Linked DNA regions of Homo sapiens: regions 1, 2, 3 and 5 are each linked to region 4. Evidence: read pairs that join two places in POLR2A ChIA-PET (ENCODE). Cell type or tissue: HepG2. All regions are shown on one strand. Region 1 has its middle 70 kb from the start of CCEPR. Region 2 holds the start of PHYHIPL (phytanoyl-CoA 2-hydroxylase interacting protein like). Region 3 overlaps LOC102724768 (a long non-coding RNA gene). Region 4 has its middle 7.8 kb from the start of LINC00844. Region 5 has its middle 78 kb from the start of LINC00844.

Region 1 (4,000 bases), 100 kb before region 4:
AATAAATTAAAAAGCACAGAGCATTTCTGCTCATAGACAAGGGTTCAGGGTAAATACTAGTTCATTTTTTGGATATATGTTCTGATTTCTCAGCCTCTTGTTTTACTATTCATCCAAAGGTTTTAGATCCAGTGAGATGCTCTGACACATGTAGGATTTAAACACAAGCCCAATGCACACCCCGGCAGCCCAGAGGAACATTTTTCAAAATGAGAAATATGTTTGGGCCAATAGCCAACAATGGTAAGGAGAAGCTCAGCATCCCAAATGAGCACACAGAACTCAACTCTCTGAGTTTTATGAAAGTCTCTTTCCTTATTTATCAGGGCAGGATGAAAGGGATGAAAGCTAAAAGGGGTTGTAAACAAAATTTGACCAGGGCCTGTCCAGACAGAACCCTGTCCAAAGGCTCTTCCTTCATCCTGCCAAACACATCAAAGCCTTTCTAATTCATATATGCCTAAAAAGCCATCCCCCCATTCAGCACTGCTCCACAAAACACTGGGGAAAGCATGCCAAGCTTTTACTTACACTAAAAAGGCTAAAAATGTAAACATTTTTAAATGACTAATTTTTATTTTTATCAAAACCATACAGGTATGGTATTTGAAAAGTACTAAGTAGCTTACACTAAAAAAGAACAGTTGCCCCCATATCCCCAGCAACATTAAATCTACTCTTTCAAGCAACTACTTTCAAATATCTGTTTCTTCTAGTATCTATCTCCATGTTTCTATATAACTTTATATTTAATGTTATTTAACTATGTCAATATGATTCACCGCTGGGCTAAGTCATGGTCTATAATTTTACTTTCTTTCTTGAATGTGTATTTTTTTTTTTGTTTTTCCTAAAGTTATTACGTCTTTTTAAAGAACTGGTTTTCTCTGTATTTACACCTACGTCTTTCTACATTCTATAGCTGCCAGCATTTCAATAGAATTGTCCACAAATATAACCTGTCAGATAATTTCTCATTTCCATTCTTTTTTCTTGAGACTTTCCTCCTAGAGTCAATTTAGGCCTCCTATTTTAAATTTTAAATGGATTCCTAAAAGTCACATTGATCCACTATCTAGGACCCATGGTTTTTTCTTTTTTTAATGGCCTGATTTCAAGATCAATTCCAAAGGATCCCTGAAAAAAACAATTATTCCATTTATGGTTTAGAGGTAGCCTAAAATAGAATATTGAACCAATTTACATATTACTCTTAATGGTGGCAACTGATATGTTCTCACAAATGGCAAAATCAAAACAACCTAATAGAACAACCTAAAAATGGTGATGAGCTCTCCTAATAAGAAAGCCAAAGGCCGAGATGTGAAAATGGAGAAGGCTTAAAAATTTGTGTTTTCCCCTCAAGTTCCATTGAGTTATCTGACAGTTGATTGTCATCTGATTTTGTCAATTCACTATAATTGAACAACATGTACAAGCAACAAGGAAAAATCAATTCGGTGACCATGAGAAAAAGAGAAATGAGTTGTAGACTCACTGGGAAAGTTTATAAAGCCTTCTCTGTAGGGTTTAGTTATTGCTTTTTGTTCTGAAACAGCAGCACTGAAGCACAAAAATGCAAGTAATTGGGGTCAATGTTCAGTCAGATCCCTCAAAAAAGGATCTCAAGCCAACCAGCATATGGTATGCAGTGTCCTCTGTTAGAATAAAACTTTGACTTCAAATAAACATGTGATGCCTCTAACTTTTCCACTGGGGAAAGTTAATGAGTTTTTTTTGACAAGTGTAGCAAAGATGTGATTTTCAGAAGTGAAAGTCTAAATACCTAAAACTCCTTGGGTAAAAAAAAAAAAATTATACTCTTGAAAGGAGACAAAATGCACATTAATTCAAATGCCTTTTTGTTTTTTTGTGTAAATCTCTTAGGGCCAATAGGGAAGAAACTGTGTCAAAATGGGCAGAAATGAGATTCCAGGATCTCACCAAGAGGAACACATAAATATTCAAGAATTGATTTCAATGTTTTGTGCAAAGGAGGTTGTAGGCTGCTGGACTGGGGATTAGGCTATTAGAACTTTGTCCAGATACTTATGGAGAAGTTCATCCTTTCTCACTGACCTAGGAAGAGACAAAAAATGGCAAAAGGGAGCACTGACTTTTCTGAGAAATGTTGACAACTGGCCTGAATGTCTGTTCCTCAGAGGTTGCCTGCTTGTTTTCTCAAGTCCAGTGTGCACTTGCAGACATAGCATGTTTAAAGGTATCACTTAACTTTCTAAGTGTCAGTTTCTTAAATGGAAAATAATAGCAGTACCTGTAAGAGCTGTTCTGAGAATTGAAACTTTACGTAAACAACAAATTGCATTCAGAAAGCTTTTGTAGAGTCTTGAAAATTCAGGCCACAAGCATATGAGTGTCTCCTATACTCCTGAAAGCAGCCCTCTATACTCCTGAAAACATGTCCCCAAGTTGATGTGAAAAAGTAAAAGCAGCCTTTATTGACTTCTGATCCTTCTAAATCTTCAGTTACCTCCCTCTTCTGCCATGGAACCCTTGGGCATTCCAGCCTTCATTGACTTCTCCCCCTTTAAATTTCTGCAGCTTTTAGTTTTACTCACTCAGGTACCCACACCTTACAGACTTTCGGCTATTTATATTTTTCTGGGTGGAAGTCTCTCCAATACGAAGTTGAAAATTCCTTAAGAACAAAGACAAGTTGTGGTTGTTTTTGTATCCTCTATGGTACTTAGCTAAATGTCATGCTCAGAGTATTTGTTCACCGCCTGTTGATTCTTGTTCAGTGGAACATCTCCTTCTATGTTGGTGTTTGTCAAACCTCACTGCACATTACATTCACCTGAGGTTATTTTGTAAGATACTGATGTCCAACCTCATCTCTCAAGATTCTAATTAAGTGGAACATGAATAAAACCTGGGCATTTATTTGTATGCCCAAAATGTTCCTTGGGTGATTCTAATAGACCACTGCCCCATGCCCTCTTTTAAGACAAGTTCTTCTGTAAAGCTGGGCAGAGAAATAAACATGGTGGGAAAGTTGAATAGGCTTCTCTTAGGTGCTAATTATTTGGAAATCTTAAAAGTTCCCTAACACCCCATCCCGGCACTGGGATGTCTCAGGTAATGCAGACCTTTGGTGATACCTATTTTGTATACCTGAAACAGAAGTCTTAGTTAGAAATATTCTTTAGTGGGCCAATAGTCCTCTTGGTATAGGGATTTAGAGGTCAGCATGAGCCTCTGTCCTGAGTTCATGACAGTTATAAAGCTAAAATAACTCTTTTTCACATACTAGAAGTTCTACCAATTTAGGGGTGTGAGAGTTAGAAGAGAAGTCCAATCCAAATACGTTCCCTGCCAAAGAGTCATCTTTAATAGCCAAGTTATGTTTCAAAAACTAATTATGCCAACATATAATATTAAGATTATGCTTTCAATTAGCTTATAATCCATGAAGAAACACTAAGATATGAACCTATGAAAACTAGCGAACAGGATAAAAAATCACAAGTATCAAAAGAGAAAAATAATAATGGCTACTAATAATTAGATGTTTACTGTGTACCACACATGGTGCCAAATGCTTTACATACATTATTCTATTTAAGCCTTGCAATTCTAAAAGGAAGAAATATTTTATATTATCCTAATTTTGCAGATGAAGGAACCAAAGTGTGAAAATGTTGAGTTACTTGCATAGGGTTAGACAGCTAGAAATGGTACAGGGAGGATTTAAAACCAGACAGTCTCACTGTAGAGTCTATACCATGGGTGTTCAGAACCACTGCTTTGTTTTGAGGAGCATGTAAGAGCAGTGGTTGTTCAGAGGAGCTACAGAGTACTGTATTGTGAGATGTGATGAACAAAGAAAAGCATTTACAGTGGTGGTATGATTTCAGCTGGCCCTGAAAAGAAGTTTGAATATAGACAGAAGACAAACTTGGGGAGTTCATCACGTGTATCTCAGTTCTTCAGAAGCCCTTAAGAAACAACTAGATCAACTGTGGCTCCAGAAAATACT
Region 2 (4,000 bases), 170 kb before region 4:
TGAAATATAGCTCTTATTAGGTACTTAAACACAAAATAGATCTTCTGTCCCATATTCTGCCACATCCTTTTCTATGTTACATAGTTACAGAAGTAAAATAACGAGACTTGAGTGGAAAGAAAGTGAAAGGAGGGAAGCAAAGGGAGTAAAAAGCAACTAGCTGAAAATCTCTCAATACAAAATGATGCTAAGTAAGGTCTGTTTGACAAATTTAATGCAACATTTCATATGCTGTTCTATTAAAAACAAACGACATTATTCCCCCTAAATTATCCCTTTGAAGCCAACCAAGTTAATATTTTTGGAATTGACATGTAAGATAGGATAACAAAATAAGTTAAGCATTTAACAACATCTCTAAACAAAGTATTTCCAAATTTTATACATCTTCTAGTAGAAGAGTTAGCTCTTTGTATTTGTTGGTGTATACTATTTTATAAAATAAAACCCTATTTAATTAGTCTATGTAAATTACTTGGAAGTCTGCAAATAGTAATTTTCATAGATGTTACTTAGTGCCAGCACCCTCCCCAAAATTAAATGTTACATAATTTGTTCATTTTGTGGGATTCCTAATTTGAAAAGAAACAACTAAAAAATAATACCAGAATAAAATAGCTACTCCTCTAGGGGATCACAGTAAATACAGCATTATTTTTTGCACTCTCTTAACTCTGTGAACTTCATTAAAAAGTTTAAATTTTCCCTAATATCTTTGAAACACGTGGTAAATGCGGTTTTAAGTATTGAGATTACTGGGTTCTGAAGAGCAACAATGAATGCCTAATTCCATTGAGTACAAGAATGAGCTTTTGCTTTATCATTGCAATAAATAAAAATGAAGTCTACTTTTATTAGTCTTGTGTTTCTCTCAACCCTAAGAAAATAAAAATATTTACAACTTGCAATGGTTACATTACAAAAAGTCATTTCATAAAAGTCTAAACTAAAATCCAAATGACTTCCTATGCGTTATTAAAAATAATCTTTACAGTCTATAATCATGCAAGCTTACATATGGAATACCAAAATGATAAATGTTTTTAGATACCATAAATATGTGCACTTACTACCATGGTGACTAAAACAGTCTAAGAATAAAGGAAATACAAGCTGTCTTTGCAAACGTATTTATTTATTCATATACTACACCTGTATCAGAAATTAAAGTGGTTTTGGTTTCAAAAAGTTTGAATTCTGGTTTCAAAATTATTAAATATAAATTTATATTAATAAATATAAAATTTAGTAATAAACAAATTCGGTGCTTGCTTGATATAAACGTGCTGAATAGCAATGCGTAACCAAGTGATTACCATTTAAATGACTTTGGAAACAAGACCTCTGCTCCCTATTTGGATTAGGCTGATAAATTTTATGACCTTACTGTGAGCGTATTAGTATCTGTACATAACTTTGGTTAAAGACATGTTTTACAATCATTACCTCTATATACAGTTAAACATTAATTTCATTTACAGTCAAAAGTATTTGGGGCCCTCTTAACAACATGTGAACTGTGTTTCCTTTGTCAGATGTAGAATTTTACAATTATTCGGCCAACCAATTACTAATCAAATGATTTCTTTACAAATGAAGTTTTGTACCACATTACTAAAGTAGCAGACTCTAACTAGTCCAGCTAACCCAGAAGCACTGTAACTAACCACACCGCACACAGCACTAGCTTATGTCTTCAACGCTCAGACCTGTATTCAATCAATTTCCTTCCACAGGAGCCTGCCAACTTCAACAACAGAATAAACGATATAATATCAACACGCAATGGTACGTACTCGCCACAAAGTCTGAATCACAGCACATATATTAGGCCAATATTTTCGACAGTCTGACTCAGAGCCCAGGAACCATGAAGATTGTGTCTGTCCTTGGTGCTGAAATGCACTGTTTTTCTGCGCCCTCACTGAAAAACTGTCATCCTAATCCCAATCCAAGAGGCTAAAAAGACTTGTTAATTTGGGGAGTCTGAGGATGGGAGGTTTAAAAAAGAAAATGATAAGTTTCTGGAAGAGAATGCCAACTAGTGTGTGTGTGTTGGGGGAAGGGGGTTGCTAGAAACATCCCGAGGGCATTTCCCCTTCAGTGCCCAGAGACCCAGGAAATCCGGACTGCGGCAAAGATCGGAAACGCCTCGTCGGGGCAGGAGCCGCGAGCGGGAACGTCGCCCTCGTCCGGGCCAGGCGGGCGAAGGCGGCGAAGGGCGCCACGGTTGTGGACGGCTACTTTCCGCGCCAAGGCGCGAGCCCCGGGGTCCTTTTGTTTCTGGGGTGAGGGGAGGGCGGTGGGCGGAGGGTAACCCACATCTGCATTTATTTGCACAGAGGGGACAACAAAAGACCCTGCCGCCCTGGCGAGCGGCGTCGGCGGAGCCAGAGTGGCCCCGGCGCCTCGGCGCGAACTCTGTCCCTTTCCTCGCGGTCCCGGCCGCTCTTACCGTCCCGGTCGCACAGCTGAATGGCCTCCAGGCTGAGGTTTTTGATCACCTCCTCACAGGGGCTGGTGGGGCTGTTGAGGGCATGATCCAGGCGCGGCACCTCCATTTTTCCAACCCACTCTGAAGCCCGCCTGCTTCGTATCCAGGCTCTCTCTGCCGGCCGGGTGGGCAAGAAGAGCGGGAAAGGGAGGGGGAGTGGCAGAGGGAGGGAAGGAGGCCTGGGACGCGGTGATGCGGCGCCGAGGCTGAGGCGCGGGGCTGGAGAGCCGCCGCGAAGGCGACGGCTGTGGCAGGAGCTCCGCGGAGTGTGCGGCTCTGAGAGACCGAGCAGGACCCGGCGCGAGGATGGGAGGCGCGCGCTCCCGGCGGGGAGGGGACGCTGCTCTCGGGGAACGTGATGTATAGGGCTTCGACGCGCGCACGCGCGCGGGAGAACGCGCCCACCTGCTGGCGCGCGGTGGTCCCTCCCCCGCCCTTCTGCGCGCACGCGCCCCCACCTGCCCTCCAGCCACTGCCAAGGCAACCTCGCGCGTGAGGCGTCGGGCGACCGAGCGCGCGGGAAGGGCGAGCGCTATACGCCGCGCGGCTGCCTCGCCCTCTCTCCTGGTGATAGCCATTTGGCGTCTTCTGTCTGCTCTCGGTGCCTGGCGAAGCCCGAGTTGGCCCTGAGGCGTCTGCACGGGGAGGCGAGGGCGAGCATGTTTGTTGTTTACCAAGAATTGGAAAAATAAGGGCCCGGACTCTTCGGACTCTCTGTACGGTATTGGGGTGTGGGAGCCACCTCCTCCCCTGAAGGTCCCAGGATACTCGCTGCCCGCACCCTGCGGGCTCGGCCGGACATTCCTCGGAAACAGCTGCGTCTGTGTGAGAAATGAGCGGATTACCTGAGGCGTGGAGGGGTTTAGAGACAGCATTTTGCCAGTCCACGACACTGAAGCGGGGCAAACGTGGGAACTCCTTACTGCCAGAAAGGTGAGGGAATGAGGAGATGCAGCAAGCCTGCTGAAAAGGCGGCAGACATGCTGCGGGGCCAGCAGCCACGGGACCAGCAGCCACGCAGTCTGCCTTCGCAGCGTAGCTTCATTCATTCATGCGCGTAGCAAATAAGTATTCAATGCTCACCCTATGCCATTGTTCTGGGCGTCAATGAAGGGAGTATAAACAGCACCTGCTCCCATGGATTTGGAAGGAATCTTTGCTACAATAGCTAATGAAGATTGACTTGTGCTTCCTCAAGCTACTCTATAACTTGTATGCCCATTGATTTTAATTGCATTTAAGATTCTGCAGTGCACTTAGTGGATGTGCAAACGTTTTAAACATAAAATAGAGGTCACAGCCTATTGACCTCTGTTCCCGTTTGCTTCTTTGGAAAAGTTTTTAGTTTTGTTGCTATCTTGGGATCAAAAATAGTGTCCCCTCTTTTCTTAATGTGCTTATAAATTAATATAAGTTCCCTTTTATTGATTTTCCATTTCAAACATAAATGTTAACCAACAAGTAACAGTTTACACATAGATGTCTGTATGCTGCTCTTTCTAGTCA
Region 3 (4,000 bases), 51 kb before region 4:
AAGCTCAGTCTTCTAAATGTTAACTTTTTTTCGTCTTAAAAACCTTTCACATAGGTTCTACCTCAGAGCTATTTAGAACTAGAATCTAGCAAGAGAATAGGAGGTAGGAGGACAGTAGAGTATCTCTGCAGTAGATTCAGAAGATCATCTAGAATTGGGAACCACTGTCTTAAGTTTTATTTTTCCCTAAAATTAAAAATCATTATCAACACATGAGAATTATTTGATTTCAGAACCATGTTTCTCTTAAGTCTGACAAAAAGACTGAAAGGAAAACTGTAGGCTTTTCCTCGTGTAAATGAACATTTTTAAAAGATATCAGGTACCCAAATACAATGTGATATTTTAACATTTTATCCTTAAGTGATAACATTGTATGTTTCATTTAAATTTTTCATATATTGGCTTCTCTCTGACTTGTACTGTCAGACTATTCTACTAGGTTGAAAGTTCCAATTAGGATAAATTCTTATCATTCTATTCAGTCTCTTTGTACCTTCCTTTTCCTGACTCTCTTTTCAATTAGCAAATCAACAGATTAATTTTACCTAATGATACCGTATTTCTCTTGCCCAGGTATCACAACAACAATCTAACAGAAGCTTAAGTATGCTTAAGAAGACAATGAGACCAAATGTTTAAAATCAGAACTTCCCTGGAAGATGCAAAACACACCTTTTCCTCTTTTTGAAATGCTGAGATTTTCTTATCCTCACATAGATCTCTTAGCTGTTCTAAGCACCTCCTCCTACCCTCCCACAGCATATCAGCTGCTAGGTGTATCTTAACTAATTTAAATACCATGTTGAGGCTTGCTGTGCAAGAACTACTCTCTGATTCACAAACATGGTTCCAATACAAACTGTTTTGAAGATGTAGGCTTTGGAATTATAGAATGCTCTGTAAACTCTTCTAAAGTGCATGTAAACCTAATCAGATTTAAATGGTTTTCCTTTCTCTCCCATTAATTTATTCACTTCACTCTACAAACATCTATGGGGTGCCAGGGGCTATGATGGGCTCTGAGTACAAAGATGAAGAGAGCCCAATATACCCACCAGTCTGGAGGAGCAGAGACAGTAAAACACATTAAACAAATGATTATGGCCATGTTAATTATAACTCAGTGATAAGAAGTACAGTAATAGTTTAGTAATAACTAAATACTAATTACTATTGGTAATAGTAATAACTGAACAAGAAGTTATGGCGAGGCACAGGAAGGAGAAATTGCCTGGAGAAGGATGGTGTTGCGAGAACGTCTCTCCAAGGAGTTACCATTGGAATGGAATCTTGAAAATTAAGTAGTTTGCTAAGTTCATGAGACAGGGGAGTGCAGAAGGAAACAAACGGCTTAACTGAGGAACTGAAATGCATTCAGAACTGCAGAGTGAGGTGTGAAATTATAAAGATAGATCCAGATCATAAACGTGCTTGTAAGGAACATCCCACAAAGCAGTCTCCTGAAGGAGAGATGCAAAGGACTTTTGGAGTCGGCCCTGGGTAGACTATGAGAGAAAGAGAGAGAGAGAGAGAGAGAGAGAGAGAGAGAGAGAGAGAGAGAGACAGAATTGTGACAGCTTTCAACGCCTTCCTTCTAGACCAGGTCTCCAAGGCTGCTCTGCTTTCCCCGTCCTAAAACTGATTCTTCAGTGATTTCTTTTATCGTGTGTCCCCTCCTCTCCATTAGCCTTCTAATGGCTTGAGCTACTTTGAATCAGGTTTTTGGCACTGACACTCTGGTGCACTGACTAATGATGAGGTCCCCATTGACCCCTCTTCTTCCAGAAATGCCCACAGTCCCCTACCCTGGATGGAAAGAGAGGCTCTTCCCGAAGTTCCCATATGTCATAGTAAACCCCTGTCCAAAAATTCCATGCCCAAACAAACATAAAAAAAAAACACATACACACACACACGCAAAGCAAACACCTTTTACTTAAGAAAAAGCAGCGGCTGTTCTTAGAAGTAGACCACTAACAACAAAAAGTAACAGCTGTGGCATGGATAACCCTGATTATTTGCTTAAACTACTATGCCAGTTGCACAATAGAGCAAATGGAACTACAAATGGAACTCCAAACATCAAGCAGACAGGATATAGAGTCACTGCTATTTGTGAGTCTTTTTCATTTCGTCTACGTGTTTGAGGATGGGAGAGACTCAACTTAGAAGGTTAAATTTGTGGTCTTTATTTCCACCACACTAGTAGCATGATCAAATGTGCATTTAAATCAGATTTTTCTGGTTTGCCGCTTGGGAAATCCCTGCGCTATAATTCTTCAAAGTGGGTGTAAAGTGAGTTTATCCAGTGTGTGGTTAGAAGAATTAGAAACCATGCTGATTTCCTAAAACACACACACACACGAATATATATAAAAACATCAGATTAAGGGCAAGTGCATCAGTTATCTAGGGCCAAGACCGACTGCTTAAAAAAGTGCCCCAGAAAAGAATTCAGTTTCTATTCACTTAGAAAGAAATAGGTGGTCTCTGTCAACATGAGGGGCCAGATTGGAAAGCCTTTTGCAAGCCAAGTGCTGAGTTGCTGGACTGAGCTGACTGGAGCCTGGCTGTCTCCAGCCCTGGGCAGATAACACTGGCTTCAGGTTCTAGAGGCATTTCCAGGGCAAACCCCAAAGAGGCTGCATTCCTGTAATCTGGCCTGAGTGTTCTCACAGCACAGAGGGAAATGAGACTATCTCTGACTTGCCAATCTCCATCTGAAAAAGCATACCCCATTGGCAGCAGCCTCTTCTCCCAAGGATTCTGGGAGAAGATCCAGACAGAAGCACTTTATGTGGGGCAAAGGAGGCACCACTTCAGCATCCTATTTCCTCTCCTGGCAGACAGACATTTTTCTATTTGTCTGTTGCAGAAACTAGAACTGGATTGTGTGCCTAGGACATCTAAAAGATGGAAATCAGTGACTGAGGGAAAAACTGCAAAGGTTATGAGGGGGCCAGGAAGAGAGGAGGGAGAGCAGAGAAAACTCAAATTTAGGTACCAATGCAAATCCCATGGGTCTGGCTAATACTGACAAAGAGCCTCTAGTGGGAGGCTGAGATGGGGCCAGCTTGCTCAAGGGACTTCCATTAGCAGAGGAAAGTTTCTGGTTTTGGAATTGTTGGCGTCATCTGCCATATTTGGGGTGAAAATCTTCTGTTTTTACCTAAGGATGAAATGGTTACCATTTAGATGGCAAGAGAACACTAAAACTACAATAGCAACAAAAACCCATTCTTGCTGGTTGGCCATATGAAAGCTCTTTCTCCTCAGTCTCAGACTACTCTTGGATCTCTCACATATCCCCAAACCTGGCCAATATATACCAGCTACGAAGCTTTTATTTGTTAAAAATGACATTGTTACTATTTTCTAACTATATATGCTCCTTGGAGAGAAAAAAAATCAAAGAAACATAGAAAAGCACAATATTAAAAGTGAAAACAATCCAAAAGTTCATCAACTGCTATAAACATTTTTGCAAATCATCTTTCCATTCCCCTTCCTTTCCTTTGCTGAATCCTTCCTGCTCCCAAACATTTATTGAACATTTACTTGGTCAGTGTTCCCCAACCTTTTTGCACCAGGGACTGGTTTCATGGAAGACAAATTTTCCATGGACGGGGGGTGGGGGCGGGAGTTGGGGGATGGTTATCAGGATGATTCAAGCACATTACATTTATTGGGCACTTTATTTCTATTATTATTACATTGTAATATATGATGACATAATAATACAACTCACCATAATGTAGAATCAGTGGGACCCCTGAGCTGGTTTTCCTGCAACTAGATGGTCCCATCTGGGAGTGATGGGAAACAGTGACAGGTCATCAGGCATTAGATTCTCATAAGGAGTGCACAACCTAGATCCCTTGCATGTGTGGTTCACAATAGATTCCTACGATGATCTAATGTCACGGCTGATCTGACAGGAAGTGGAGCTCAGGAGGTAATGTGAGCAATGGGGAATAGCTGTAAATATGGATGAAGC
Region 4 (4,000 bases):
GGAAGTCAGTTTCATCTTTATCAATGGGTTGCAATACTGTATTGCTGTTCCCCTATTTCCCTTATATACAAATCTTCCCACGTGCTTCTTTTTCTGGGATGTTGGAATGATGTACGATGAAGGTTTCTCAAGTACTAGTGAGACTGAAGTAATTTTCTACATAATGTACCACAAACAGATTTAGAAATGTCGATTTTAGATGCTATGATGCATACTCAAATTTTCCATGCAGCAGGTTAGATAGTAGCATGACTAAGTTGAAGGGCCAGTGATCTCAAATGTCTCATTGGTGTTTCATATACTGAAATATTAACAAAGTAGAAAATCAAAATGAGAGCAATTTAGGGATTCTCATGTCCCCTGATTACAGGCTAATTTCTATGGGTCCAATTTCAGACAAAGAAAAGAGTGATAATGGAAAGGAACACAGCCGGGAAAACAAGAATGACAAAAAGCACAGAAAAAAGGGAATTGAAGCGAAATCACAGGGTCATCATCAAAAGACCCCATCTCCACAAAACAACACTATTACAATCCTCCCTCTTCTCAGAATCCTCAGCTGGGCTACTGGGCTGCTCTATCAAAAAATTGGCAACCCCTGTATACTGCAGTGCATCAAGCACTGTTTATTGCCAGTTGAAAAGAAAGCTTGTTTGCATTTTAGAACACTCTGGTCTGAGATGACTTTTCAGTGCTGCCTGGGAGCCAAGTTCCCCAGGAGAATCACAGGGTCTCTTCTGATCCCCACCTTTTCTTGGACATGCTCGGCAGCTGAGACTGCCTTGTGCCTAAAAGTCAGCTGGTTTGCAAGAGAAAATGTCCAGAAAATGTCCTGCTACACACTGGGAGGGTCCATAAGAAAGTAAGGCTGGGGCAGTTCTGCTGTGAGAGGGCGGAATGTGGAAAGAAACAATGCAAAGATGTTGGTAAATTCCACTGAAGGCTGAGGGACAAAAGAACAACTTTGTATTAATTAGGTTTTTGTTTGTTTTTGTTTTTTGAGACACGGTCTCACTCTGTCACCCAGGCTGGAGTGCAGTGGCGCAATCTCAGCTCACTGCAACCTCTGCCTCTCAGGCTCAAGCAATTCTCCTGCCTCGGCCTCCCAAGTAACTGAGACCATAGGCACATGCCACCACACCTGGCTAATTTTTGTATTTTTAGTAGAGACGGGTTTCGCCATGTTGCCTAGGCTGGTCTCGAACTCCTGACCACAGGATCCACCTGCCTCCGCCTCCCAAAGTGCTGGGATTAAAAGTGTGAGCCACCGCGCATGGCCAGTTAGGCTTTTTTAATGGTGCCAGTAACAACACCCCAACTCAAACCTGTAAGCAACAAACGAAATTTGATTGACTCACATAACTCAAAAGTTAGACTCAGGAATATTTAGATCAGATGTTCAATGGTTTCTTTGGACTCTCTCTATTTGCTGGGCAGCTGTCCCCTGTGCTGACTTATTCTTAGGCAGGCTCTCCCCAGTGATGGCGAAAGTGATCACAAGCCAAACTTACTTTTAACCAGTTTCAAAACCTCATCTGGAGGAGTTCACTTCCTTCCCAATAATTCAAGCAGCAATTTGGGGACTAGCTCTGGGCCATGTGCCTAGTATGGGTATGGACAATTCTCTAAAGGAAAATTGAGGTCCTGTTACCAGAAGAAGGAGAGATGGACTTGGGACTGTTGAAAACCAACTAAACAACTTACCCACTGGGCTTTTTGGATACTCCATTTTAATTATTAACTAGAAGCAGAAGTTGCACAATTGAAGATAGCCCTTTATTTATCTCTTTACACATTGACTCATAATCATCTATGATTTCTCCTCAGGAAAATATCAAAGACTATGATACACTAGGGCACCTGAGTGTCATGCCATTTTGAAGCTTAGACAGAATACCAATAGAAATGACAAGTTCTTCCTGTGAGTTTGCTGACACAGGGTTCTTTAACACCCATGCTAAATTAAGCAGCTAAATCAAGAGCTACCTCCCATAGCTCCAAGGTAAAGCAAGGATGCGTCAGCCAATTTTCTGACAGAAATTGATAGCTTTTGTGTGCGTGTGTGTGTGTGTGTGTAAGTGCCTTCATATTTCCGACCCCTTCCATGTTTCTTTCCATTTTGCTGACCACAAGGAACCATCATTATTTACATTAGCAATTCCCAATTGTTTTTAAAAAGTGAGAATTCCTTTCTAAGAATTCATAAATGTCTCATGATAGTAGTAAAATCTCTTGCCTATATTTACATATTGAATAAGAAAATACATACTGTCAAATAAATTTAATGTTATTAAAACCATTTGTGTCATATTGATTACAACACCTACTTACATGTGAAAAATGAATAGTATATGTATGTATAAGATGTATTATTGTTTTCCATCTATGTAGGGATATGTAGATGTCTTGCAATAATTACATAAACCTTTTCTGTAACAAGGTCAAGGAATTGGGGTCAGGTGACAGAATGATTCTTTTGTAGCTCCAGTGTTTGTTTTAACCCAGAAGGCCAAGGTCTCCAGATGTTAGGTCACAGCCCTGCATTCTGCCTCTTTTTTTTGCTCTGTTTCCATGTCCTTCAAATAACTAACTCAAGCTCAAATTTTAACAGAAATTGAACTGACCAGCAGCCAAGGGAGTTGACACGTGATTTATGAGTCAGGAGACTTGAAGATGGTGACTTAACACAGCTTCCAGATGCTGAAAACGAAAGTGACTCAAGACATACACTCCAGGTTGAAGGCATATGCCAAAAAGAGAAAAGTGGGAAGTGTGATTTAGGGCCTATCTTCCAAAGGGTAATGATGAATCTCCTCAGAGGCATAGCATTTCACTTTCAATCAGGATACAAAGATAGCAGGAAACATTTATACCAAAAGGGAAATTTGTTCAAAAAGTAGAAATTTATGCAAAGATAATTTTTTGAGGTGATATTTTTGACAGTAGAGCTGGCAACTGTGTTTAGAGGTCATTCCCACACTCTGGGTACCACTCATGACTGTCATGCTCTGACGAGCTCCTAATCTCTCTCCTAAATCCTTCCTCCCTCCAGCTTCACAGATGAGACAGAGTGGAGATGAAGAAACAGTCTCAAAATTATAACTGTGAACCATAGAATTTCCTCTGATCTTTTGTGTGCAAAACAGTAAATAATAAAAAAAAAAGAGAGAGAAATTTAAAAATTGAATTTCCCCTCCAAATCACAAGCATTTATAGTTGGAAAATTTCAGTACTAATTTGTAGACAAGTGTCTAACATTTGGTAATCCGTATGTCATTACAGATATGGGTCAAAAATGGTACATTTAGCTGAAAAATTATGTAAAAAGAAAGTATTATGAAAGGATAGAGACAATTATATTTCTTATATCTGAACAGTATTAGTGTGTTTCAATGATCACTTTATTCTCAGTGTAACCTCAGCCACTGGAGAATGCTGATACCTAAAAGTTATGATGATTAAGAATGTGGTCTTTGAGGTCGGGCACAGTGGCTCACACCTGTAATCCCAGCACTTCGGGAGGTGGGGGCGGGAGGATTGCTTGAGGCCAGGAGTTTGAGACCAGCCTGGCCAACATGCTGAAGCCCCGTCTCTACTAAAAATACAAAAATTAACCAGGTGTGGTGGTGCAAACCTGTAATCCCAGCTACTCAGGTGGCTGAGGCAGGAGAATTTCTTAAACCAGGGGGGCAGAGGTTGCAGTAAGCCAAGATCGTGCCATTGCACTCCAGCCTGGGTGACAGAGGAAGACTGTCTCAAAAAAAATAAAATAAAATAAAATAAAAGTGGGCTTTGGAAGGAGACTGAGGCTGGGAAGTCCTACTTCTGCCATTATCCAGCCCTGTAACCTTGGGCAAATCACTCAACTTCTGTAAACTACACTTTCCTTATTCATATGGTGATATTACAAATTTGCGAGATAAAATTAGTTATGACATAATTTATGTAAAAACACTTAGAAAAATGAATGCAACATATTAACTACTAATAAATGTTGACT
Region 5 (4,000 bases), 70 kb before region 4:
CAAATGCAGGGTGCTCAGGCATTTGCCTTTCTTTCTAGGGTTTATATTTTTCTCTATCCAGGTACTTCATACCAAGTTTCCAAGAGGCTTGGAAGTAATAATGTAAAACCACTTGATTTTTTTTTTAATCTATACTATACTAGAGCTGTGTTCTAAGTTGGAGAATATGTTCCTTGACTCTTCCATACTTTAGAAAATATCCATCTTTTTAGGGTAGACTAGGGCAGCCTTCACTTCTCTTTGGTCTGAGAACTTTAATCATGATATGTAGGGGCCAGACCATCAGTCACAAAACCCATTCCAAAATCACATGGACGGTTTCATGCACATCAGACTTGCCACAAAATTCCAGATTTTTAAGGTGTTAGGATGATAACTTACTAAACACTTACTATGCAATGGGTAGCATTATAAGGGCTCTATATACATTATTTCACTTGAATCATAATACATCAGCTCTGAATGACTGTCAGTTCAATGGAATTGAATGTCTCATAAAATACTTCTAAAACCTTTTTTGGGGTTTGGTTTAAGTTGGTCCTTTATATGATTGGTACATAGTGGTTTGTGTTTTTGTGATTGGATACTGAGTATTTGGCTTCTCTTCCTAATTTTGAGATTATTAGACTCAACGGTAATTACTGAAAATTCATTATCTATAACTGGAGGTGATTTTGAGCATTAATAATGCATTTGAAGTGTTCTCATTTGGTGTTTGAAAAACATAGTGTTCTAAAAAGTTTGAGTTCTTGGCACCATTGTTCCTTCTGGGAGTTTGCTCAGCTCCTTAACTGAGCCATTTTCATTAATCAAACTGTTGCTTGGAGCTAGGATAATACCATAGGAAGTTCTCGTATGAATCTCACTTTGGCCTTTACTTGGTTAATATTCCATTTTGAAATTCAGTTCATGGGTTATGTCTCCCTTCACTGACTTCTGTGAAAGTAAAACATTTATGTGTTAAATTGTTACCTGCTTACTTGCTTTTTAAAGAGAAGTCCAAAGGTTAACAAAATAGAAATATTTTCTCAGCAAAGCTCGGTTGTAATATTAAACTTCCAGTTTGTTTCTGGAACCAGATCCACAGGAAAGCATTCTCTACTATGTGGAACTGTTTAAACACAGATGCTTTTGGTCCTGGTCTCTGCTGCAGTGGTTCTGATCATGGCTGTGTGTAGAATAACCTTGGGAGATGTTTGAAAGTATAGATCTTTAGATCCCCATCACAGCTCTAGTGAATAACAGTCTCTCAAGTATGGCCTGGAACATCTGTATTTTATTTATTTTATTTTATTTTATTTTATTTTATTTTATTTTATTTTATTTTAGAGACAGAGTCTCGCTCTGTCACCCAGGCTGGAGTGCAGTGGCGCGATCTCGGCTCATTGCAACCTTTGCCTCCCAGGTTCAAGTGATCCTTATGCCTAAGCCTCCTGAGTAGCTGGGGTTACAGATGCATGCCACCCCACCCGGCTAATTTTTGTACTTTTAGTAGAGACGGGGTTTCGCCATATTGGCCAGGCTGGTCTTGAACTCCCAGCTTCATGATCCGCCCACTTCGGCCTCCCAAAGTTCTGGGATTACAGGCATGAGCCACTGCACCCAGCCGGAACATCTGTATTTTAAAACCACTACCATCAGCACCACTGACCACCAGCTCACTGCATGATTCTTGTGCCCAGCCAGGTTCAGACCCACTGCCCTGAAAGGGTCTGATCAAAAATGGAAGACGGCCATGTCTCTACTTGGCCAACAGCTTAGACAATCAGAAGTGTGCTCTGGGGAATACATCAGAATCTCCTGTGAAGCCTACTTAAAAGGCCAGTTCCAGGACCCTAACCTGGACTCTGAATCATAATTTCAGGGTCTCAGAAATCTCTGCTTCTGTCAGGGTCCCCAAGGGATTTCCACGCACACTGAAGTTTTAGAATTCCTTTTTATATGAGTGAGCAATCAACCACCTAGGAATACTGTATTGAGTTCTGTGCTGTTATTTTATTTTACTTCTTATTTGTGGGCACAATCAGAATCATTCTAAGGAATTGTTCTCAAAATTTTTTTAAAGAATTAGTGCCCCTTAGTGAAATCTATGAATCTTCTCCCTAGAAAATTTCACACAGGCACATACACATATTTCACACTTTTCATTTCAGAAGGTTCACAGACTTGAGACCAATTTATATATTCCAGATTAAGAACTGGTGTCCTGGAGAACTGAGTTGATTGACTTCAGTAAACATTTTGTCTTGATGAGTCCACTGCAGAACACAGCAGGTCTACAGAAATAGAGGAGATGTCTGGCTCAGAGAGGTAGAGTGGAAGTGAGAACAGGGAAGAGGACACCCAGTTAAGGCCCTGGTCAACATGAAGTCCAAGCTGAATGGAGGCCTTCTTTTATAAGACCCCCGAGACCAAGGATGTGCGCAAACACTCTCTTTTTCCCTCTGACCCAAGAACACTGTGATAGGTAATAGCTGTTTCTCAATGAAATAAACATTTTTTAATACCTACTATATGGCAGCCATTGCCACAAGCTGGAGGTACAGAGATGGATCAGACACATGTGCTGGTTTCAAACGGCTCACAGCTAGTGGTATATTCCATATTGCTGGCTCTCTCACAAACCTCACTATCATGATCATGAAATATCCAGCCAAAGACATTAACCGCAGTTGCAGAGATTTGCCTGACTGCTTTCCTATTTGGTCTTTCAGCCCACTGCTCAGTGCATTCCTCTGTGGGCTCTGCTCCTGGCCTCCATCCCTAGCCCTCCAGATTTGCTTCTCCTCCTTTGGGTTTGGTGACCCATTTGGACTTCCTTCTCTGGCATATGAACCTCATATTTCCTGGACATTTGGCTCTACATACTCTAATGGCTTTGGTGCCCCTGGAGCTCTGGCCTCCAACATCAACATCCCTGGCCCTCAAAATCCTCATTAGCACTGCAGTTCCCAACCTGGAGAGAAAGAAACTTTCATTCATTTATTCGACAACATTGAATGTGCCAGATACTATTCTAGGCACTGGGAGCACATCAGTGAGATAAAGAGACAAAAATCCCCAGGCTCATAAAGTTTACATTTTAGCAGGAAGAAATTCACAATAAATGCAAAATAGTTTCATATATAGGCACATAAATAATATATGTAATAAACACAGTCAATTTTTATTACTCATGGACTCCATATTTGTGAATTCATCTAAGTGTTAAAATTTATTTGTAACCCCAGATTAAAATACAGCATTTTTGTGGTCATGTGGTCATTTTAAAACATGCCAGAGCAGTGAAAAACTTGAGTTACCTTACACACATGTCTCTAGCTGGTGTCAAACAAGGCAAAGTTCCGCCTTCCTGTTTCTATCCTCATACTGTAAGTATCATTTTCTTGGTCCATTTAGTCCCACATTTCTTTCATTTTTGTGTTAATGATTTTTCTGTGGAAAATGTTCCCACCCAAGCATCATGCTAAAGTACTGTTTAGTGTTCCTTAGTACAGGAAGGCAGTAACGTCACTTACGGAGAAAATACATGTGTTAGATAAGCTTCCTTCAGGCATGAGTGGTAGTGCTATTGGCCATGAGTTCAATATTAATGAATCAACAATATATATTAAGTAAGGTTCCTTTAAATAGAAACATACATAAAACAAGGTTATGTATTGTTTGGTTGACAAAAACATTGTGACCAGAGACCTGTATAAAGCGTGATGGTTCAGTATTCACTGATTCATTGTTTGCAGTGACATAACCACAGTGAATAGTGAGAATTGACTGTATATATTAATATTAGATTGGATTTTAGTTAATGTTATGGATGAAAAAATAGGTTCCAAGGTATACAGGGAATGTCCAGGGTGGGGGTGAACCTCCACTTTACAATTTGATGTTCAAGTGACATTTGAGCAAAGATGTAAAAAAGGTGAGGGAAGAATCCATGAGTCTCTCTTGGGGGGAAAGTATAGTAAACAGAGAAAAGAGCAAGTACAAGGCCGTAAGGCAG

Evidence for each region. Peaks named below come from ENCODE experiments on the same cell type or tissue, not always from the same donor. Only the 100,000 strongest peaks of a DNase experiment are listed, where the experiment ranks them.
Region 1: POLR2A ChIA-PET joins it to region 4 with 13 read pairs; 2 of 35 experiments call an interaction of 5 or more read pairs at or near these places.
Region 2: POLR2A ChIA-PET joins it to region 4 with 25 read pairs; 3 of 35 experiments call an interaction of 5 or more read pairs at or near these places.
Region 3: POLR2A ChIA-PET joins it to region 4 with 10 read pairs; 3 of 35 experiments call an interaction of 5 or more read pairs at or near these places.
Region 5: POLR2A ChIA-PET joins it to region 4 with 15 read pairs; 3 of 35 experiments call an interaction of 5 or more read pairs at or near these places.

The regions. Positions count from the first base shown.
Region 1 is chr10:59,104,897-59,108,896 of GRCh38, reverse strand. No RefSeq gene overlaps it. Among named protein-coding and RNA genes, the nearest start is that of CCEPR, 70 kb to the left of the region's middle. In HepG2, no CTCF peak of the experiment used is centred here; DNase peaks (open chromatin) are centred at 366 and 1,586.
Region 2 is chr10:59,175,415-59,179,414 of GRCh38, reverse strand. PHYHIPL (phytanoyl-CoA 2-hydroxylase interacting protein like) reads right to left here and starts at 2,772. Exons shown (of 5, transcript NM_032439.4): 1 at 2,456-2,772. The coding sequence starts at 2,561. CCEPR (cervical carcinoma expressed PCNA regulatory lncRNA) reads left to right here and starts at 2,951. Exons shown (of 1, transcript NR_131782.1): 1 at 2,951-4,000. In HepG2, CTCF peaks have their summits at 2,175 and 3,009; DNase peaks (open chromatin) are centred at 1,854, 2,254, 2,734 and 3,504; H3K4me3 peaks cover 3,861 bases.
Region 3 is chr10:59,056,215-59,060,214 of GRCh38, reverse strand. The region is part of intron 2 of LOC102724768 (a long non-coding RNA gene); the gene reads right to left. Among named protein-coding and RNA genes, the nearest start is that of LINC00844, 59 kb to the right of the region's middle. In HepG2, no CTCF peak of the experiment used is centred here; DNase peaks (open chromatin) are centred at 2,024 and 2,614; H3K4me3 peaks cover 586 bases.
Region 4 is chr10:59,005,330-59,009,329 of GRCh38, reverse strand. No RefSeq gene overlaps it. Among named protein-coding and RNA genes, the nearest start is that of LINC00844, 7.8 kb to the right of the region's middle. In HepG2, no CTCF peak of the experiment used is centred here; DNase peaks (open chromatin) are centred at 1,749 and 2,509; H3K4me3 peaks cover 562 bases.
Region 5 is chr10:59,075,048-59,079,047 of GRCh38, reverse strand. No RefSeq gene overlaps it. Among named protein-coding and RNA genes, the nearest start is that of LINC00844, 78 kb to the right of the region's middle. In HepG2, no CTCF peak of the experiment used is centred here; no DNase peak of the experiment used is centred here.